5 separate regions of the Homo sapiens genome follow, and all the other regions are linked to region 1. Evidence: chromatin contacts called from ENCODE Hi-C or POLR2A ChIA-PET data. All regions are on one chromosome and are shown on one strand. The core of a region is the stretch at or near the end of the contact, and the rest is flanking DNA. Distances in the headings are between cores, read along the strand shown.

Region 1 (4,259 bases), core at 844-3,343:
GACTCAAGAGATCCTCCCACCTCAGCCTCCCAAGTAGCTGGGATTACAGGCACGTGCCACCACACCCAGTGAATTATTTTTGTAGAGATAGGGTCTTGCCATGTTGCCCAGGCTGGTCCCCAACTCTGGGCTCAAGCGATCCTCCTGCCTTGGGCTCCCAAAGCCCTGGATTACAGGTGTGAGCCACCACACTCAGCCCTTGGATTGGATAATTCTTTTGGTGGGGGCTGTGCCTTGAAGGATGTTAGCAGCATCCTTGGCATCTAATACTAAATGCCAGTAGCCAGTAGTATCTCCTGTTCCAAAATGTCTGAAGGTGTTGTAACAACCAAAAATGTATCAAGATGTTGCCAAATGTCCCTTGGGAAACAAAATCGCTACTGGTTGAGAATTCTGTTCTATTGTTTATTTAAGACGCTAATATTAGGGAAGTTTGGGTGAAGGGTACATGAAAACCCTACTGTTTTTGTAACTGCCCATGTCTAAAATTATCTTTATAAAAAGTATCTTTTTAATATTATGCTAATACTTGTAAAAAATGTTCTATTAAAACTTAAACTTTTTTTGTTTTTTGAGATGGAGTCTCGCTCTGTCACCTACGCTGGAGTGCAGTGGTGCGATCTCGGCTCACTGCAACCTCCGCCTTCCAGGTTCAAGTAATTCTCCTGTCTCAACCACCCGAGTAGCTGGAATTAAAGGTGCCCACTATCACGCCTGGCTAATTTTTGTATTTTTAGTAAAGACAGGGTTTCACCATGTTGGCCAGGCTGGTCTCGAACTCCTGACTTCAGGTTATCCACCCACCTCGGCCTTCCAAAGTGCTGGGATTACAGGTGTGAGCCACCGAGCCTGGCTTGAGTGCTTTATGTGGATTAATTTATTTAATGTTCACATCAAACAGAAGGATGTAATTGCTTATCCCCGCTTTGCAGATTGGGAAACCGAAGTACAGAGTAACGTTAAGTAATCAGTTCAAGGTCGCATAGCAAGTGTCAGTCCCAGGCTTTAAACCCAAGTCTGGCTCCAGACTTCTCTTAGCCTTCTACTGCATCCTGCGTCTAATTTGTTGTGGGCAGGTTTCCCTATGAGTTCACTTCACTGAGCCTCATTCTTTTTAACGGTCACATAGGGTTCTATGCTAGGTGAACTGTAGTTGCACCCTTTGCTGTCAGTGTCTTCAACTCCCATATCTACCCACAGTTCCCCAACTCTGGGTCCCCAAATACCTCCCCTGTGTCCCACGGGCTCTGCAGACTCTATTTTAAGTTGGCTAAAACTGAGCCCATCTCCTCCCACCTGCACCTCCTCCGTGTTCTTATATGAATGTCAATGTCGGCACCCACTGGTCACCCAGGATGGAGGAAGGAGCCAGACTGCGAGGGAATAAAGGAAGTAAGCAGGTTCCAAAGGACGTGGAAGGCCTTTGGGTCCAGAGCCTAGGGAAAAGTTGAGCCCTGCAAAAAATAAAAGAGGCTGGGTTAGCTTTGGACATCTGTGGGAAACAGGTGGGAAGAGGGAGGATGGAGGAGCCAAATTTAAGCATCGGGTACTTAGGTGCTCATCTCCAAGGCAACTGCATTGCTATGGCAACAGCAGAGGCAGCACCGCCCCGCCCAAGTACCTCCTGGACCGCCGTTACCTCTGCACCAGCCAGACTCTTCCGCATGGGAGGGCTGGGGGCTTGCGGACCTCCGGGAACAGCTCAGGCAGGCGGGAGTTGCTGCGGCATTAGCCAATCCATAAGCTCTATCCCGCCTGGGTGGGCTCTGCGGCGACGCGCGCCAAGAAGGGGTCGGGAGTTTTTTGGCGCTCGCTAAAGGGCGTTGAGAAGGGCGGGCCCGCGTCGCTTCGGACCACTCAGGAGCCGAGGAGAGCGAGTGGGCGGGGCCAGGCTGAGGCTGGCCGGGGGCGGGGCGCAGGGATAACGTGGGAGGGTCCGCCCAGCCTTTCTTCTACCCAATAGAAGGCCAGAAAGCCAATCCGGACCGTTAGGGAGCCCAATGGGCGTCGCCGCCAGGCCCCGTTGCAGAGCGCGTCTAGCCAATAGGCAGCGGCGGCGGGCGGGCGCGGGCGACAGGCGGCGCAGCTGAGGCGGAGCAGGCGCTGCGGCAGGAGGGAAGATGGCGGACGAGGAGAAGCTGCCGCCCGGCTGGGAGAAGCGCATGAGCCGCAGCTCAGGTGCCGCGGGGGTCGGGGCTGGGGCGGGACTGCGCGGGCCCGCGTAAGCAGGGCTCGAGCTCGCCCCTTGGGCGCGGCGGCAGCGCTGCCTCCCTCCCATGGGGTCCTGGCTCTTCCGCGTCGTCCCCGGGGTAACGGCCCCGGCCCGCCCTGTTGTGGGGACTGCGAGCCTCAGGAGCCGCCGGGAAGCCTGAGGAAGCTGAGGCAGGGGGCTGGGCGGGTGAGGGTCCGGGGAGTCCGGGGCGATGGCCCTGGCCCTGCCGGCCCGGCTGATACCTCTCGGCCTAATGCACCTGACACCCCGGGGGACGTCTCTGCACCTTGCTGGGCCCGGGGGCACCCCTGGGAGGGAGACACCCCAGTACCCTGCAAAGGGCGTAGGGTGTTGCCCGGCCTCGGGTCCACAACCTACCCCTGCTAACACCCCTACTGTGTACACCTAATGCTGAGTCTGCGACATCGCCCGTGACATTCTGCCAGACGATGGCCCCTGTGCTTAGGCCCGATTTAAGGGTTAGCCACAATGATAATATTGCCAGTAACAGGGCATGTTTTTCTCTGTGTCAAGCGCTTTAAGTTCTCTCTGAATTGCCGCAACTCTGGGAGCCAGGTAGTTATTACTTCCACCTTACCAGCAAGGAAACTGAGGTCAGAAAACTGAAGGAACTCGTCCAAGATCATTCATTTCAGGGGCCGGGGGTTGGATTAGGACCTAGGCAGTTTGCCTACAAATCCCCCTCCCCGTGTCACTGCAAACTCCTGAGGAGCAGGCCCAGCATCTGTGGGCAGGTCCCGAGTCACTCTGCTGCCTCTAGAGCCCATAGCAATCGCATTTGCAATAATAATTCTCCTTGGTTGAGTGCCAGGTTCTGGTGAACTGTTTGGATACATGGACTCTCCTCATTAACCCCATGAGGTTTGATCTCCTTATTCTCTATTCCCCATTTTTCAGATGAGAAAACTGAGGTGCAGGGAGATTAGAGCCCATTGCCAAGGTTTTAGAGTGAGTCAGTAGCTCAGCTGCATTTGCACCTGGAACCCGCGCTCTCGCCCACCCTGCTCTAGCCCTGGCCTGTGGCTGGGACCTCCAGCATAAACCGGATGCTCTGCCCAGCTCTGGGCCCATTTCTGCTGTTTCTGCTCAGTTCAACCCTGATGGCTTCCTTTATGGGTGACACTCCATGTCACCCAGGCGAACTGTCAGCCTTTGGAGTGGCACCCAGTAGGGTCTTTACTTCCAGTTTCTTGTTCACAGTCTTCACTCCTTCATACCCCTCACTCCCTGGGTAACATCGGGCCACCAGTAATGCTGGTTCCTAGCTCTGCAACACCATGCACGGTGTAGTAGCTAAGAGCAGAGCTTTCGGGTGTGAAGTACCTGAGTACAGTTCCTGCCTTCCCCTGTGTGTGCCTGGAACAGAGTAAACACTCAGGAAGCGTTACCCACTGCTGCCATTCCCAGAGATGCAAAAGGTGAGGTCTCCGTTTTGCCATCTATACAATAGAGATAATAAAGGCTATCCCACTCTTAATGTGTGCCAGTTTCTGTCCTAGGCATTTTGTAGATGTGTGAGCTTATTTAGTGCTTTCTTATTATTATTTTTGGAGATGGTCTCACTGTGTGGCTCAGGCTGCAGTGCAGCCTCTGCCTCCCAGGCTTAAGCAATCCTCCCACCTCAGCCTTTCAAGTAGCTGAGACCACAGGCGTGTACCACCCACCCATGGCTAATTTTTTATTTTTTATTTTTTATTGTTTGTTTGTTTGTTTTGAGACAGAATCTCACTCTGTCACCCAGGCTGGAGTGCAGTGGCATGATCTTGGCGCACTGCAACCTCTGCCTCCCGGGTTCAAGTGATTCTCCTGCCTCAGCCTCCCGAGTAGCTGGGATTACAGGTGCCTGCCACCACGTCTGGCTAATTTTTGTATTTTTAGTAGAGACGAGGTTTCACCATGTTGGCCAGGCTGGTCTCGAGCTCCTAACCTCAGGTGATCCACCTGCCTCAGCCTCCCAAAGTGCTGGGATTACAGGCCTGAGCCACTGCGCCCAGCCAGCCTGTTGTTTTTGTTTTTGTTTTGAGAC
Region 2 (4,259 bases), core at 932-3,431, 1.6 Mb after region 1:
TTGCTATGTGCCAGGCACTGTTCTAAGCACTTTACACATTTCAGGTACCTATGTTGTACTGTTACTATCCCCATTTCACACATCGAGAAACTGAGAACAATTAGGTTACTCTTAGTCCCCCAAGGTTGGACAACTATTATGCAGAGCCAGGATTCCAACCCAGAAAATCTGGCTCTAAAAATCTATGCTCAGGCCAGGTGCAGCGGCCCATGCCTGTAACCCCAGCACTTTGGGAGGCTGAGGAGGAAGGATTGCTTGAGCCCAGGAGTTTGAGACCAGCCTGGGCAGCATAGTGAGACCCCATCTCTACAAAAAGTAAGAAAATTAGCCAAGCACAGTGGTGTATGCCTGTAGTCCCAGCTACTCAGGAGGCTGAGGTGGAAGGATCGCTTGAGCCTAGGAGGTCAAGTCTGCAGTGAACTGTTATCCAACCACTACACTCCAGCCTCAACAGCAGAGCAAGACCCTGTCAGAAAGAAAGAAGGCTGGGCGCGGTGGCTCACACATGTAATCCCAGCACTTTGGGAGCCAAGGCCGTGGATCACTTGAGATCAGGAGTTCGAGACCAGCCTGGCCAACATGGTGAAACCCAGTCTCTACTAAAAATATAAAAATTAGGTGTGGTGGCACGCACCTATAGTCCCAGCTAGTCAGGAGGCTGAGGCTCGAGAATCGCTTGAACCTTGGAGGCAGAGGTTGCAGTGAGCCGAGATCATGCCACTGCTCTCCAGCCTAGGCGACAGAGCAAGACCCTGTCTCAAAAAACAAAAAACAAAACAAAAAAAAACGCGGGTGCAGTGGCTCACGCCTGTAATCCCAGCAGTTTGGGAGGCCGAGGCGGGCTCACGCCTGTAATCCCAGCAGTTTGGGAGGTCAAGAGATTGAGACCACCCTGGCCAATATGGTGAAATCCCTCTGTACTAAAAATACAAAAATTAGTTAGGCGTGGTGGCGTGTGCCTGTAGTCCCAGCTACTCAAGAGGCTGAGGCAGGAGAATCGCTTGAACCCGGGAGGCGGAGGTTGCAGTGAGCCGAAATCGTTCCACTGCACTCCCACCTGGCAACAGAGTGAGATTCTGCCAAAAAAAAAAAAAAAAATAGAGAAAATAAATTACAAGAAAGTATGAAGTACAGTTCAGTCGGTTCTGAACCCATGAGAAGTTTTAAGAGACAGAGAAGGAAAAACATGAACTAAGTATGAGTTTTTGCCCAGAAACGGTTTACCTAGACTCATGCTGGAGAAATACCTTTGTCACACCATGAAGATTGGATGGGCACTGTTGACCCCTGACCCTCTGTACCCTCTGGAGCCATCTTACCTAACAGTTGTATCTTTTTATGTAACTCAGCCACCTGAGAGTGCACAGAGGGCTTCCCTGCACCTCTGTGGAAGGATCCTCCCTTGGAACGGCCTGGGGTCCACGCCTGGGCTGTGCCCTTGCCTCGGAGGTGGCTGGGTTTGCCCGAAGCCTCCCTGCCCTTGACCCTGGAAGAGGGCGTCGAAGCCTGGTCCTGAGGAGGCAGGGCGTTGGCGGAGGCCGCCCTGCACAGAGGAGATGTCATGATGGGGTTGGGGCTGAAGGCCCCTAGGGGTTAGGGGGATAACTAGGAGTCAGTCGCCCCTGTCAGGGATCCGTCAGCTCGGATTCCTAGGGCTCTGAAAAATGCACTTTCCGACCGCTAGGTGGTTGCGCTCCGCATCTCTCGGTTGCCAGGTAACCGCCTCCCCGTCTCTCTCCACTGTTTCCATGGAGATCACCCGCGTTCCGTGGCTGACACTGCGTTCTCATTGGCTGAGGCTGCATAGAGGGGCGGTCCCAACAGTGGGCGGGGTAGAGCCGCGCCGCAGGACGGAGGGTCTGGACACTTTGGGGTCACGTGCTCATTCCGTTTCCCTACCTCCCCCAACCTTATCCCGCCCCTGGGGGTTCGCGGGCATTTTTCAGGAACTTTCTTTCCGGCTTGAGAAGCCGCCACTCCCAAGATGGAGGTACGCTGCGCCGCCATTAAGAGCTAGCCCTCAGAACTATCCTCTCTAAGGTTTCACAGTCCTGCCCAAGATGGCCGTCTCGGCTCTGGCACCGCCCCCACTCCTGCCTCTCCCAACATGGCGACCCTGAGTCTCCGTTCCCGGTGCGGAACGTACGACCGGAAGTGACGGGGTCCAGAAATTTCCGCTTTCTTTCTGCAGCAGGAACCGCGGCTGCTGGACAAGAGGGGTGCGGTGGATACTGACCTTTGCTCCGGCCTCGTGTAGGTGTGAACGAGCGGGTGGGAGGGCACCTCAGTTTCTTACAGGGGGCAACCGGAGGGTGCATGTGTGGGTGTGGACGGCGGAGGCTGTTAATCCCTTTGGTCTGTTGGCGGGAATTGGGTCACAATTGGGCACAGGGAGCGGAGGTTTTGAGATCTTGAGATCCTCGCCATTGATTTGAGCAAAGTGAGACTGGCCAGGATTGGGGAGATCGCTGCCCCTCGCCCCCATATCGGAAACAAAGTGAGGCCTCATTGCCTGGAAGCGATGGAGGAATCCAATTGGCTGGAAGTAGCCCTCTCCCACTGACCGGGATCCGCTTTCTTCCTGCAGCGTGAAGACACAGCGCATCTCCCCGCTGTAGGCTTCCTCCCACAGAACCCGTTTCGGGCCTCAGAGCGTCTGGTGAGATGCTGTTGCCGCTGCTGCTGCTGCTACCCATGTGCTGGGCCGTGGAGGTCAAGAGGCCCCGGGGCGTCTCCCTCACCAGTGAGTCCTCCTGTTCACCCTCCCGCCAGGCTGGAGGTGGGAGGGGCCAACATTGGGCCTTAGGGATAGGCATTTACAGCCTTTTGACTCAGTTTCCCGGTAGTGCTCCGCTGGTGGGGATGGGAGGACAGAGGTGGTATTTGGTGGAGAAGGCGCTTACCTGCCCTGGGCTGAGCTTCCTGTACCCCGCAGATCATCACTTCTACGATGAGTCCAAGCCTTTCACCTGCCTGGACGGTTCGGCCACCATCCCATTTGATCAGGTCAACGATGACTATTGCGACTGCAAAGATGGCTCTGACGAGCCAGGTGAGCCTTTTCTCTGTTCATCCATCAGATGTTTATTGAACACTGCTCAGTGCCAGGCCCTGTCTGTGTGACCAAGATACTACCTCTGCTGGCTCCCCTTTGAGTGGGCAGAAACAAGCTCAGAAGTCAGTGGTCAGTGTTATGGCCCCGGGCAGCTGGAGGAGCCCAGAGTCGTCCTCCTCCCAAGCCTCGGGGTCAGAGAAGGCTCCTCCAAGGAGGTGAGGTTTCAGTTGAATCCCGAAGGTGCTGCAGATGGAGGGGTCAACACGGGCAAACCCCTAGAAGTGGGAGACAGGGTGGGGCCAAGAGCAATCCAGCAGGAGACAGAGGTGAAGGGAGACCCTGGCTTTTTGTTTTTGTGTGTTTTGAAGAGACAGGGTCTTGCTTTGTTGCTGAGGCTGGAGTACAGTGGCATGATCGTAGCTCACTGCAGCCTGGAACTCTTGGGCTCAAGTCATCCTCCTGCCTTGGCCTCCCAAAGTGCTGGGGTTACAGGTGTGAGCCACCGTGCCTGGATGAGACCGTGTCTTTGGTTTTGTTTTTGTTTTGAGACGGAGTCTTGCTCTGTTTCCCAGGCTGGAGTGCAGTGGCGCCATCTCGGCTCACTGCAAGCTCCGCCTCCCGGGTTCACACCGTTCTCCTGCCTCAGCCTCCTGAGTAGCTGGGACTACAGGCACCCACCACCACGCCCAGCTAGTTTTTTTTTGTATTTTTAGTAGATACAGGGTTTCACTGTGTTAGCCAGGATGGTCTCGATCTCGTCACCTTGTGATCCACCCGCCTCGGCCTCCCAAAGTGTTGGGATTACAGGCGTGAGCCACCGTACCTGGCCTTGTTTTGTTTTGTTTTTAATTTTTTTTTTTGAGATGGAGTTTCACTCTTATCGCCCAGGCTGGAGTGCAGTGGCATGATCTTGGCTCACTGCAGTCTCCACCTCCCGGGTTCAAGCGATTCTCCTGCCTCAGCCTCCTGAGTAGCTGGGATTACAGGCACATGCCACCACATCCGGCTAATTTTTCGTATTTTTAGTAGAGATGGAGTTTCATCGTGTTGGCCAGGCTGGTCTCAAACTCATCACCTCAGGTGACCCACCCGCCTCGGCCTCCCAAAGTGCTGGGATTACAGGTGTGAGCCCCCGTGCCAGGTGGAGACCCTGTTTTGAAGGGCCTCAGTGAGAAGAGGCAGGAGGCGGCACTGGAGAGCTTTA
Region 3 (4,259 bases), core at 1,293-3,792, 1.3 Mb before region 1:
TTTTTCCAGACGGCGGCGCTGGAAGCCGGCGGCCCGGGTGCAGCGGCCAGGAAGGGGCGCAGGCGCGGGGGGCTTAGGCCAAAGGGCGCAGGGTTCAAGTAGGGCAGGAACGGTCCGGTGGGGGCAGGGGCGGGGGTCGTGAAGGGTTCCAGCAGCGGGAACGGCAGGCCCGGCGCTGATGCGGGGTCAACCTCCGGGGGGCGCTCCGGCGCGGGCGGCTCTCGGTCCAGGGCCGGGGGTGGCGGCGGGGCTGGGCTCTGCGCATGCTCCGCGCAAACATGCAGGTGCTTGAAGAGCGAGCGGTGCGTGCGGAAGCGCAGGAGGCAGTTCTCACACCTGGAGGTGGGCAGAGGGCTGGGCTGGGCTGGGCCTCCAGGGGCACCAGGGAGAGTGTCCTGTGCAATGCCACCCGCCCTTCGAGCGTGGGAACGGAGCCTGGGCACTAATCACCTCCCCGCTCCTGTACAACTGTGGCAGCGACCCTTCCTGACCACTTCGGGTGGGAACCTGGGGAAACCCGGAAAGAAGTCTCAATTTTAAGTTAGGCGGCCGGTTTTCCACTTGGGAGGTAAAGCCTGGCTGGGTGGGGCCACGCCCACGTATGCCCCGCCCCATCCAGGGAGTTGAGGGCGGGGCTTCCCCAAAGGCCCACCCACATCAAGTCCCGCCCTCCAACACCCTGACCAGGAAGGGAGGAAGGCCTGGAGCCCACACATAGGGTGAGGCTAGGGCAGGGCGGAGCTCAAGAGGTCAGGGTCTCACTTGAAGTAGCGATTGGGTTTGTAGTGCAGTTTGCTGTGAGCCACCAGCTCCTGCATGCTGGGGAAGGTCTCGGTGCAGCTCAGGGCTGAGCAGCGGAAGAGCTTGCCTGGTAGGGATGAAGGACAGAGAAGTGGAGACAGGTGGCCAAGGCTGGCTCCGAGGGGCTCCGCCTGTTTCCCACCCTAACCTGCCTCCCCATTACCAGTCCTGGCCCTACCTTCCAGGGACTGTGTGGGCGGGCAGTGGGTTCGCAGATGCTGTGCCAGGTCACGGACGCTGGGAAAACTGAGGCAGCAGCCAGGGCTGGAGCAAGGGATTTGCTTCCCTGCAGGACGCACAGAACAGTGGTCACTGGTCCCTTCCTCACTAGTGCTGTCCCTGACCCCAGGGTTCTGCCCCAGAGAAGCAAATATGATGTGCTGGGGCCTTTACTCTCTGCCTACCACAACAGACTGGTCTGCCACAGTGCAGGGGCTGGACTGGCCAGGCTCACCATTGGAGCCACAGCCTGGCATCCACCGGCTGCTCCGTAAAATGATGAGTGGCATCCCTCTAGAAAGGCCCTGAGGTTAGAGATTCTCTACGTCTCGCTTCTATTGTTTCAGGGACTGTGATTCCCCAGAAGACCCCATCACAGATCACCTGGAGGTGGGCGTCGTCTGGGAGGCCGCAGGTCCTCGCTGGTCCCGGAGACTATGCTGGTCAGGCCAGGGCTGGGTCCGGGGCCAGGCTGGCAGCTGTCTGGGGCTGGGGAGGAGCCCTGCTGCATCCCTCCAGCCCCTCCACGTTCCCACACTGGCGGTGTGGCTGCCTGCTCAGGGCCTGGCTCCTCCGACATGGAGGAGGAAGGGGCTGCAGCTGGCACAGCCGGGGACAACACCTCCTTGTCGGTCTCACTGGAGCTGGGCTCTGCAGTGGCCAGCATGTCTGGGATGGGCCCTGAGGGTTTCTCCTCCTGGTGGAAGGAAGAGGCGGAGAGAACCCTTCTGGGCTCTGGGTCAACCCAGTCGGCCCCCATCCTAAGGAATCACCAGCAGGAGAGGATAGGGGAATACGTAAGGGTGGACTAAGCTCTTTTTTTCTTTTTATAAAGATGGGGTCTCGCCATGTTGCCCTCACTGGTCTTGAACCCCTGGTCTCAAGTGATCCTCCTGCCTCAGCCTCCCAAAGTGCTGGGATTAGAGTCGTCAGCCACTGCACTGGCCCGGATTGAGCTCCTTATGCATACGGGAGAAACATCTGCTCTCCTCAACTAGGATAGGTGGGAGCCCCAGTATGCACACAAGCGTGGCCTAGAGGGAGTGGGCGGGGCCAAGGCTACGGAGGCGGGGCTATGGGCAGGCATGGACTGGGAAGATGCTAGAGGAGCTAGACATGGATTGTCTGAGGACCGAGACCGGCCGGCCTCGAGCAGTGTGGACAATCTTGGAGGTGCTGGGGGCCCGGATGTAAGAAGTTTAGGGGCGGAGTCCTAGCCTGACGGGCGTGGTCCATTCCGGGCCGGGCCCGGAAGTAGGGCGCTCTCCGAGTGACAGCCAGCGGCGGACGGGTGCCCGGATGTGGGGGCGGGGTCGGCCGGAGGCTGTAGGCGCGACAGGGCCGCTCCCCGCCAGTCCCCGCAGCTCCGCCGCGCCCGCGACCCCGGTGCCGCGCTCACCATCTTCGACACGGCTCGGCCTCTTGTTTCTGCGGCTCCGGCGGCTGCAGCTTAGGCGGCGGCCACCCTCTGGGCAGTGCGAGTTCGCGCTCACGTCAGCGCCATTTTCCACCTCTCAGCTCTCGCGAGACTGGGGGCGGGGCCTGCGCAGGGCGCTCGGAGAGGGGGCGGGGCCTGAGGGCAGAGTCACCCTGGAGCTCAGGTCGGACGCTGGTGCAATCTTGCTATCTATCCCCGGGCAGTCAGCGCGCACTTCAGCAGACTCCGTGCACGGAGATCCGGGATGACCTCGCTGTCCTAGTCTTCAAAGTGGGCACCTTCATCCCTCTAGTCTTGTCCCAAGATCAGCCCTGGACAGGCGATAAACAGCAGTTCTTTCTTTATATTTTTTATTTTTTTTTGAGACAGAGTTTCGCTCTTGTTGCTCAGGCTGGAGTTTAATGGCGCGATCTCGGCTCACTGCAACCTCCGCCTCCTGGGTTCAAGCGATTCTTCTGCCTCAGCCTCCCAAGTGGCTGGGATTACGGGCGCCCACCACCACGTCTGGCTAATTTTTTGTATTTTTAGTAGAGACTGGGTTTTACCATGTTGTCCAGGCTGGTCGTCACCTCCTGACCTCAGGTGATCCACCCGCCTCGGCCTCCCAAAGTACTGGGATTACAGGCGTGAGCCACCGCGCCCGGCCAGTTCTTTATTTTTTATAGTGTTGAGACAGGGTCTTGCTCTGTCGCCCAGGCTGGAGTGCAGTGATGCGATCATAGCTCGCTACAGCCTTGACCTCCTGGGTTCAGGCGATCCTCCCATCTCAGCCTCCCGAGTAGCTGGGATTACTGGCGTGTGCCACCATGCCCAGCTAATTTTTAAATTCTTTTTAGAGACAGGGTCTCTCTGTGTGTTGCCCAGGCCGGTCTCAAACTCCTGGGCTCAAGCGATCCTCCCGCCTTGGCCTCCCAAATGTTAGGATTGCAGGCGTGAGCCACCTCGCCTCCCCTTGCACTCACATTTTAAAATGGGGAAACAGCATCGCTCGAGCCAGGGACGTCGAGGCTGCAGTGAGCGTGATGGCACCACTGCACTCCTGCCTGGTCGAAAAAGCGAGACCCCCATCTCTAAAAGTTAAATAAAAATGGGGAAATAGTAAATCAACAAGTGCAAAAACAATCTTTTGTCCTATTCAGAGCAATGAAGGAAACAATGAAATGTCGAAGTGATGGGTCAGGGAAGCCACTCTGAGGAGGTGACTTCGGAGCTGTCTCCAGATGATCAAGGAGTGAGCTGGTGGAAAGCCCGAGGAGCAGGGGGCTCTACCGGATAGCTGGTGGTGATGTCCTGGAGTGGGGCAGGACGGGCTTATTTTGGTCAAAGAGCAGCGAGGTGGCCAGGGCACCACTGGAGCAGAGTGGAGGCGGGGTGTGGAGGTCAGAAAGCGAATATGGTGCGCGGCAGGTCACGCAGGGCCATGGGAGTGGTGCAGAGAGAGGAGTGTGGTTTATGTTGTAACCACTGATGAATTTTTAGCAGGGGGAGGCGCATCATCTGATTCCTGGCAGTCACTTGGAGTAGGATGGGCTGTTGAGAGGGCGGTAAGGTAGATCTAACATCTTAGATCTCTCTGCTGCCATATCATCTAAGATGAGATCATCTTAGATCTCATCATGCTGCCATTCAAGAGGTATTCGTTGAGTTCTAGGCAACTGTAGGGTTTTTTTTGTTTTGTTTTGTTTTTTTTGGACGACATCTTGCACTGCACCCAGGCTGGAGTGCAGTGGCGCGATCTCAGCTCACTGCAACCTCCGCCTCCTGGGTTCAAGCGATTCTCCTGCCTCAGCCTCCCAAGTAA
Region 4 (4,259 bases), core at 706-3,205, 1.0 Mb after region 1:
ATACCAACTCTGCTAGTTGGTCTGTGTGGCCGTGAGTTGCTCAGCCATCTTGTATCTCACTTTCTCCACCTGTAAAATGGGGATGACTTGAGCACAGGGTCTGCTTCACAAGGTGGTTTGGAGATTTACGGTATGAGTTATTTATGATATGAGTTCCTTAAACCTTTACACCAGGGTTTATACCTAGAAATGAACTACTTTTTTTTTTTTTTTTTTTTTTGAGACGGAGTTTTGCTCTTATTGCCCAGGCTGGAGTGCAATGGTGCGATCTCGGCTCACTGCAACCTCTGCCTCCCAGGTTCAACTTCCACCTCCTGGGTTCAAGTCATTCTCTGGCCTCAGCCTCCTGAGTAGCTGGGATTACAGACGCCCGCCACCACACCCGGCTAATTTTTGTATTTTTAGTAGAGACGGGGTTTCACCATGTTGGCCAGGCTGGTCTCAAAACTCCTGACCTCAGGTGATCCACCCGCCTCAGCCTCCCAAAGTGCTGGGATTACAGGCGTGAGCCACCGTGCCCGGCCTGAAATGAACTACTTATTTTAAGAGCTGCTACTCTTACTATAATTCAGTTGGAGGGCACAACTACGGAGGGGAGGCTGGGTCAGCCCAAGGGGGGCACCCCAGGTGAATCCTAGAGATCTGGAAGGAGTGGCCCCAGCGCAGCCTGGACACACCTTGATGTCCTCCATTTTAACATCCAGCATCTCCTCGGGCTCCACAGCCTCTGCCCATCCTTCGACCTCCTCGTCATCCTGGAGGCTGTCAAAGATCAGTTCAAAGAACACCAGCTTCTCGGAGATGGTGCTGAAGGAGTTGTCAAAGCACAGCTTGTAGTCCCCGGCCTCCGTTGGCTCCACCCTGGGCAGACAGACACACAGACATGACCCAGGGTGGCCAGCCAGCCGACTCAGCGGGGCAGTCAGGGCGGTAACCTGAGGCCGCCTGGGAAGGGCAGGGCTGTAACTGAACCCAGGCAGGCATCAAGACTGAACTCACGTGTGTACCCCATCAGCCTTGCGGGACTCGCTGACCAACAGCACGCCCTGAGGGCTCTCCAGCGTGAAGTCCACGTCCAGTCCAGCACCTCCGATCACCTGGGGGGCAGGTAAGAGCGGGTGGAGGGCTAGCGGTAGGCCAAGGGCGCCTGCCGAAGAGGGCTACGGCTGAACCAACACTGATCAATACAGACCACCAAGGGCTTACCTGAACGGCGGCACACCCACACCCGCCCCAACCTGTCCCAGTGGCTGCGCCCCTTGCCTCCACCCTCATTGATATGACAGCTTGGGGTCCATACTTTCAGCTGACCACGCACCTACCAAAAGTACTTAATGGACGTTTACCTGACCACGCCCCTGGTTGGCTCCGCCTCCGAAAGAGGATAGGCCCAGCCTTTTTCCTTAGTCTAACCCCCGAGAAAGGCCTGTGTGGGCAACGCCCCCGCAGTTGACCTATCAGCACTATCGCCACGCCCACCAGCCAGAGTCCTGTCCTCTCAGAGGCTCCCTATACTTATCGATGGCCCCGCCCCCTCTGGATCTCTTACTCTAGCCCCGCCTGCTTCATTACTCCCTCCCCTTCCGCTCCCACACACCGTCCCCGCCCCATCTGTCCATCTCTTTCTAGCTCCGCCCCCGCGCTCCCAAGCACGGATTCCTCCCCCTTCCTCCTAAAGCGCGCCTCGCCTCGACCGCTTGGCCACGCCCCCTCTCCCTGACTCTGCTGGCCGCCCAGCCCGCGACCCTCTACCTGGTATTCGGTCTCGAGGCTTGCGTTGGCCGGCGCGGACTGGTAGAAACACTGCTTCCTCCCCGCCGGCAACAGGAACGTGAACTCACCGTCCTGGATTGGCGGGGGCCCCGCCCCTCCCACCTCCACTGGTGGCATTAGTAGCCACAAGGCCAGGGCTAGGGCCGCGCCGGCCGCCATCATCCGGGTCACCCTCTGGTCTGCAAAGGGGTCGCGGCTCCTTTAAGCGCTAGCCCTGCCCCGGTGCTACTCGGCGGAGCTCATTGGCAGTGGCTTCTGTATGTTGTCCGTAACCAGAGGTGCCAGGAGTGAAGGACCCCCCCACTAGAGGGCAGGCGGCCCGAATGAATGCCTGATGTGCCCAGAAACACTCAACCGTCTGGGAATATTTTTCTCAAAGGCTTCGGCTCTCTTCTCGGCCGCTGGTGGAGGAAAATTACAAAAATAAGTGCCATGATGGCGCATCTTTTGTAGGCAGTAGCTAAGACAACTAAAGTTACAGGCGGCAGGGTCCTTTTTAGTCACCTCCACGTGGTTTTCCCAGAGTGCGCCGCGCGTGACAACCTTTGGCGGGACCGACGTGGTGGAGTGGACCCAAAAATAGCGTCTAGGCGTGGCCCTGTACGCGACCCGTAGGGCTCGCCTATAAAAGGGCTGGGGCGGGGCGGAGATACCTGTGGCGTCGTGTTTTGCTTGCTCTGTGAGCGTGGTCCAGGTTCGACGCCTTTTGCGCCTTAGAGGCATCAGCGTATCAGTTTCCTCGTAAGTCGGGAGTGATGGAACGACCACCCTGTAGTGCGGCTGTGAGAATTGAGATGAGGCTTGGTTCATATTGAGTGCTCAGCTTTCCTGGCTTATAGACAGTGGAGGGGCGTGGCCCCACCATGCACCCCAAGGGTCTCAGACTCAAGGGCCAGCAGGTAAATAGAGCCATTACAGTAGCCTCGGGTCAGAAAAACGACAGCCCAGGTAGGAAGAGATAAGGACAGTGTGGGACTGGGAGCCACGTTGCCTGGTTCAGCTCCTGCCCCACCCATTACTTGAGGCATTCCCTCTGTTGAGCCTCAGTTTCCTCTTCTGCAAAATGGGGATAATAGGCCTACGCTACTGGGCTGTCTTTAGGATACGTGAAATGCTTGTTGAGTGCTTGCTTCCGCAGTGCGTGGGACATCACAGGCCCTCAGTAAATAATAATCTGTTATTTGGTTCCCGTCTAAACATAAACTGTGTACAGGGAGATGTTTAGTCTTCAAAGATAAACCCGGAAAAGGTTGGCAGGTGATGACAAAGATCCCTCAAATACAGCTGGCTGTTGTCAGCACTTTCCTGCATTTGGAGAATTTGGGGAAGTAGCTCTTTGTAATATCAGTTTGGTATTCCTTTTCACTCCAACTTTTTCTATCATTTACACTCACTGCTTGGACAATTTGAAGTAACAGTGGAGAACGGGTGACTCCTTTTCTTTTTTTTCTTTTTTTTTTTAATTTTTTTTTCCTTTTTTTTTTTTTTTTTTTTTGAGACAGAGTCTCCCTCTGTTGCCCAGGCTAGAGTGCAGTGGCGCGATCTCGACTCACTGCAACCTCCGTCTCCTGGGGTTCCAGCGATCCTCCTGCCTCAGCCTTCCGAGTAGCTGAGACTACAGGCACGTGCCACCACACCTGGCTAATTTTTTGTATTTTTAGTAGAGAGGGGGTTTCACCATGTTAGCCAGGATGGTCTCGATATCCTGACCTTCTGTTCCATCCACCTCGGCCTCCCAAAGTGCTGGGATTGTAGGCGTGAGCCACTGCACCCGGCCGGATTTTTTTTAGGACAGGGTCTTGCTCTGTTGCCCAGGCTGGGGTGCAGTGACGCCATCATGGCTCACTGCAATCTCTACCTCCTGGGCTCAAGTGATTCTCCCACCTCAGCCTCCTGAGTAGCTGGGACTACAGGTGTACACCTCCATGCCTAACTAATTTTTTGTAGACATGAGGTTTCCCTGTGTTGCCCAGGCTGGTTTCAAACTCCTGGGCTCAAGCCATCTGCCTGCTCCCTCACCCTCCCAAAGTGTTGGGATTACTAAAATTGATTTTTTTAAATACAGTAAAATTCACATTGCATAAAATTAACAATTTTAAGGCCGGGTGTGGTGGCTTACACCTGTAATCCCAACACTTTTGGAGGCCAAGGCAGGCGGATCATGAGGTCAGGAGATCGAGACTATCCTGGCTAACACAGTGAAACCCCGTCTCTACCAAAAATACAAAAAATTAGCCAGGCGTGGTGGCGGGTGCCTGTAGTCCCAGCTACTCTGGAGGCTGAGGCAGGAGAATGGTGTGAACCTGGGAAGCGGAGCTTGCAGTGAGCCCAGATGATGCCACTGCACTCCAGCCTGGGCGACAGAGCAGGACTCCGTGTCAAAAAGAAAATAAAAATAACCATTTTAAAATTAACAATTCAGTGGCATTTAGTACATTCCAGTGTTGTGCAGTGACTTCTATGTAGTTCCAAAACATTTTCATCGG
Region 5 (4,259 bases), core at 1,168-3,667, 1.0 Mb before region 1:
TAGGAGGTGATATCGTTGGCTCTGTGTCCCCCCACCCAAATCTCATCTCGAGTTGTAATAATCCCTATGTGTCAGAGGAGGGTCCTGGTAGGAGGTGACTGAATCATGGGGGCGGACTTCCCCCTTGCTGTTCTCCTGATAGTAAGTTCCCACAAGATCTGATGGTTTAGAAGTTTGGCGTTTATGTCTTCTCTCTCTCTCCTGCTGCCATGTAAGACGTGCCTTGCTTTCCCTTTGCTTTCTGCCATGATCGTAAGTTTCCTGAGGCCTCCCCCGCCATGCAGAACTGAGTCAATTAAACTTCTTTCCTTTGTAAGTCACTCAGTCTCAGGGAGTTATTTATAGCAGTGTGAAAACTCTCAGGTAGTTCTTTATAGCAGTGTGAAAAAGGACTAATACAGGAGGCAAGGTGCAGAGGACAATCTTTTTGGAAACCAGTTCCCTACCCTTCAATCTATAAGTTGTTGCTTAATATTCTTCCAAATGTTTTCAAATCTCATTAGGAAAAAAAAAATCCCATTACTCAAAACACATCTGGTCGCCGGTCAATTTAATTTTAAATTTGTTACTAATAAATCATCCTTTTTACAAATGCCCTTATATTTTGAAGTTTGGTGGAGGGCCAATATGCCTTTAGAAATCAAATCAACAGCTGGGTGCGGTGGCTCTTGCCTGTAATCCCAGCACTTTGGGAGGCTGAGGTGGGCGGACCACTTGAGGTCAGGAGTTAAAGACCAGCCTGGCCAACATGGCAAAAACCTGTCTCTACTAAAAATACAAACAAAATTAGCTGGGCGTGGTGGCACTTGCCTGTAGTCCCAGCTACTCAGGAAACTGAGGCAGGAGATTTGCTTGAGTCTGGGAGGTGGAGGTTGACATGAGCCAAGATCGCGCCACTGCACTCCAACCTGGCCAACAGAGTGAGACTTGGTCTCAAGAAAAAAAAAAAAAGTCAAATCAAACAGGCCTGAAAAATGTTGCTAAGTAGTCCTGCTAGTTGTTAGTGGGAAGACTTGTAACACTACATATACATGTAAATATTTTCTATACTTATATAAAATTCAGAAACTTTTAGCATTACGGCATACCAGAAAATCTGTCTTTAGCTACAGTTACACATCTTTACGTTATTTGTATGTTTGTTTTGTGGATACTTATTTGCATGTAACTGTATTTACTTATTTACACACATGTAACCATAAACACCTCTGTCTTTTTACCTTGAACTTTCCTTAAGATACCTTCACTCTTAGTGACTTCAATGTGGTTACAACCCCAGCACAGGAAAAGCCCACGAGGAGTTCTTCTACACAGCAGAGCCTGCTGAAACCTTGTTGTAGGTTCCACACTGTACTCACCTGGTCACCCAAAAACCCACAACAACAGGTGGACCTTGTGGCAGGCTTCAACACGAATCTGAGCTTGAATGATGCTTTTCTCATCTGAAAAAAAAAAAAAGACACAAAGATTTCTTTCGAGGCTTTGTATAGGTTGTACAGTTGTTGGATACGGCTGCCGGAAACACCATCCCATTCACTTTTTTTGGGTACTCAATGATTAAATGTGTAATAAGGGCCCAGCCTGTGGGCCATGACTGGCTTTACCTGATTCCCATCTGGCCATCTGCTCCGTAAGAGGGGAGAAAGCAGCTTAACGCTGTGTGCATTTGACTTGCTCAACTTACTACGCTGGAGAGAGATTCTATGGTGACTCCACAGGCTTTAAAAATATCTTGTCACTTAGAGGCCCTATTAAGTGACTAAACTGAATTTTTAACAATTTATGTAGTTTATTCAGAACTGCAGAGATTTTTTTTTTAAGGCCCTAGAGCAGGGTTTCCCAACCTGGCACTACTGATAATTCTTTGTTGTGGGGGACTGTCCTGTACAACGTAGGATCTTTAAGAGCAAGCAGCGTCCCTCTTCCCCGGCCTCCACCCTCTAGGTGACAGTAGCAGCCTCCCCTCCCCACAATTTGTGAAAACCACAGTCGTCTCCAGCTACAGCCAAAAGTCCCCTGGGGTGCGGAATCGCCCCGGGTGAGGGCGACTGGGGTTCCCTGAGGAGGCAACAGCGGCGCGGGGCCCCGACCCAGGAGCAAGCAGCAGCTTCGTGCTGACCTAAGCTCACAGCCCGAGGCCTCATGAACCGAAACACGGCTCCCTGGAGGGACGCAGGGCCCGTGGCTGGCGGTGTCCGCGGCCCACGTCGCCCCCTGGACTCGGACCCGAGCCCCCGCCAGTCGCTCACCGAGCCCGGCCCCTCCCGCGGGGCCAAAAGCGCCGACTCGCGGGGACGGAGGGACTCGCTCCCCGCTGCCCCACGCGCGGCCCCTCCCACGGTACCGCCCCGCGCTTCCGCTTCCGGTCTGGGGAGAGGTGCGCTGCACGTCCCCTTCCGGCTCGCGCGGGCAGCCTCGCAGAGTCGAGCGTGTTGGGGGTTCGGCGCTTAGGCGACAGGCGCGGCGGGCGGGAGCGGCGGCCGCGAACCCCAGCCTTGGGCAGAGGTGTTCTAGTTTGCTTAGTGGGCACAAAGTTGGGCCCTGGCCTGGGGCAGTAGCGGGGGTAAGGTTGGCCCTGGGGGCGGGGCCAGGCTGTGAGCCGCACGAGGCCTGGGGGCGGGGCTGGTTGTGGGCGGAGATCAGTTCCGGGGCGGGGCTGAAGGCGGGGAACCGGCTGAGGCCGTACCAGGCCTGGAGGGCGAGGCTGATTGGGCAGAGACCAGTTCCAGGGTCGGGGCTGTGGGTGGGGCCCAGTTCTCGGGGCGGATGGTATAAGGCTTCTAGAGCGGGGATGACTGAGCAGAGACCAGTTACAGGGGTGGAGACCTCCATTTCCGGGGCGGGGCTGAGCGGGAACCAGGCTGTGGTTGTGACAGCCCTGGAGGTTGGGGCTGGCTGTGGGCGGAGATAAGCTCCGGGCCGGGCGGAGGGCGGGGACTAGGCTGTGGGTGTACCGGTCTTGGAGGGCAGTGGTGATTGGCAGAGAGCAGTTCTAGGGGCGGAGCTATGGGGTGGCAGCAAGCCTGGGGGCGGGGCTGACTGTGGGCGGAGACCAGTTCTGGGGGCGGGACTGTGGGCTGCACCAGGCCTGGGGAGGGGGCAGTGGGTGGAGACCAGTTCCAGGGGCAGGGATCTGGGTATGAATAAAAGGGTGTATGATGTGGGTGGGTTGGGATAGGCCCAGGAGCCAGGATTGTGGGAGATCAGATTCAGGGGTAGGGCCTTCCTTGGATCCCTAGATTGTTGATACAGTTACTGCCCCATGTTCATACAACCCAATAGGATCAGATTATGTATGCACATTTGTCTATAACTTGCTTTCCCAAGGCAGAACATAGTGATTTAACACTAAGAGTTTAGGGGAGCAGGAGAGGACTGGGTCATAGATACACATATAGGAAAACTTAAGAATGGTACAAAGTCAGTCAAATATTCTCCCACCACGGTCTTTCAGTTCTTTTGCTCAGAGGCAAAAATAATTTTCTCCTCTATCTTTCCAGATATAGTGTGGACATGTATGTGTGTGTATGTGTGTATGCCGTAGTCATATTCATGGAATAAATGCTATTACCTCCCCCCCAACAAGTCTCTGTTTTATACACCATGGATATAGACTGAACAAAATAGGTAAACGTCCTTGCCCTCAGAGAACGTGCATTTTAGTTGTGAGTTGGGCAGGAGAAATGGACAGTGAATGTGATAAATAGAATACATGGTGGGTTGGTGCGTTAGATACCACTAAGTGCTGGTTGGACCTGGTGGCTTACGCTTGTAATCCCAACACTTTGGGAGGCCGAGGCAGGCAGATCACCTGAGGTCAGGAGTTCGAGACCAGCCTGCCAACATGGTGAAACCCCGTCTCTACTAAAAATACAAAATTAGCCGGGCGTGGTGGCGGATGCCTTGTAATCCCAGGTACTTGGGAGGCTGAGGCAGGAGAATAGCTTGAACTCGGGAGGTGGAGGTTGAAGTGAGCCGAGATTGCAGCCGGTGCACTCCAGCCCGGGTGACGAGCAAGACTCCATCTCAAAAAACAAAACAAAACAAAAACCAAAAACCATAAACAAAAAAAGATACTGGTAAGTGCAAAGGGAAAAAATTTTATGTAAGAGAGTGGTAACATTTAAAATCAGCCAGGAAGAAATACTTTCAATGAATGATATTGTTTCATGCACCCGTCCTTTCAGAAAAAAATAGTTAGATCTCTGCTTCCCAAAAATATCCATTTTCAGGTGGCTGAAGGAAGTTTAAGCAAAAAT

The links. Hi-C counts contacts between places; a loop is a spot of excess contacts on that map. ChIA-PET counts read pairs that join two places held with the same protein, here RNA polymerase II (POLR2A). Pooled maps may share reads with other maps.
Region 2: a pooled map shows a loop between it and region 1 (9-fold over the local background). The contact joins the promoter of PRKCSH here to the promoter of PIN1 in region 1. A Hi-C loop is called at or near these places in 8 of 50 pooled maps.
Region 3: a loop to region 1 is called in a pooled map, with 10 times the contacts of the local background. The contact joins the promoter of ZNF414 here to the promoter of PIN1 in region 1. A Hi-C loop is called at or near these places in 1 of 168 maps with a recorded cell type or tissue (Caco-2) and 7 of 50 pooled maps. POLR2A ChIA-PET finds 5 or more read pairs at or near these places in 3 of 52 experiments (GM10248, GM12878 and HEK293T).
Region 4: a loop to region 1 is called in a pooled map, with 8 times the contacts of the local background. The contact joins the promoter of TMED1 here to the promoter of PIN1 in region 1. A Hi-C loop is called at or near these places in 6 of 50 pooled maps. POLR2A ChIA-PET finds 5 or more read pairs at or near these places in 2 of 52 experiments (OCI-LY7 and WTC11).
Region 5: a map of sigmoid colon shows a loop between it and region 1 (8-fold over the local background). The contact joins the promoter of MBD3L1 here to the promoter of PIN1 in region 1. A Hi-C loop is called at or near these places in 1 of 168 maps with a recorded cell type or tissue (sigmoid colon), 3 of 37 single-sample maps with no recorded cell type and 15 of 50 pooled maps.

The regions. Positions count from the first base shown.
Region 1 is chr19:9,833,225-9,837,483 of GRCh38, forward strand. It overlaps PIN1 (peptidylprolyl cis/trans isomerase, NIMA-interacting 1), which reads left to right and starts at 2,094. Exons shown (of 4, transcript NM_006221.4): 1 at 2,094-2,178. The coding sequence starts at 2,121. It overlaps PIN1-DT (PIN1 divergent transcript), which reads right to left and starts at 1,791. Exons shown (of 2, transcript NR_183873.1): 1 at 1,640-1,791; 2 at 855-1,454. RefSeq lists silencers at 1,796-2,135, 2,166-2,385.
Region 2 is chr19:11,433,454-11,437,712 of GRCh38, forward strand. PRKCSH (PRKCSH beta subunit of glucosidase II) reads left to right here and starts at 2,182. Exons shown (of 18, transcript NM_001289104.2): 1 at 2,182-2,253; 2 at 2,588-2,743; 3 at 2,936-3,052. The coding sequence starts at 2,665. It overlaps ODAD3 (outer dynein arm docking complex subunit 3), which reads right to left and starts at 1,668. Exons shown (of 13, transcript NM_145045.5): 1 at 1,320-1,668. The coding sequence starts at 1,563. RefSeq lists enhancers at 1,787-2,286, 1,860-2,269, 2,520-2,739.
Region 3 is chr19:8,511,625-8,515,883 of GRCh38, forward strand. It overlaps ZNF414 (zinc finger protein 414), which reads right to left and starts at 2,543. Exons shown (of 8, transcript NM_001146175.2): 1 at 2,420-2,543; 2 at 1,405-1,717; 3 at 980-1,087; 4 at 763-868; 5 at 1-336. The coding sequence starts at 2,422. RefSeq lists an enhancer at 1-665 and a silencer at 2,244-2,553.
Region 4 is chr19:10,834,257-10,838,515 of GRCh38, forward strand. TMED1 (transmembrane p24 trafficking protein 1) reads right to left here and starts at 1,956. Exons shown (of 4, transcript NM_006858.4): 1 at 1,753-1,956; 2 at 1,000-1,097; 3 at 678-861. The coding sequence starts at 1,935. It also overlaps a transcript of C19orf38 not described here. RefSeq lists enhancers at 454-1,091, 1,729-2,365, 2,131-2,230.
Region 5 is chr19:8,829,960-8,834,218 of GRCh38, forward strand. It overlaps MBD3L1 (methyl-CpG binding domain protein 3 like 1), which reads left to right and starts at 2,418. Exons shown (of 3, transcript NM_001393532.1): 1 at 2,418-2,563. ZNF558 (zinc finger protein 558) reads right to left here and starts at 2,345. Exons shown (of 10, transcript NM_144693.3): 1 at 2,250-2,345; 2 at 1,359-1,442. RefSeq lists silencers at 2,125-2,394, 2,895-3,154.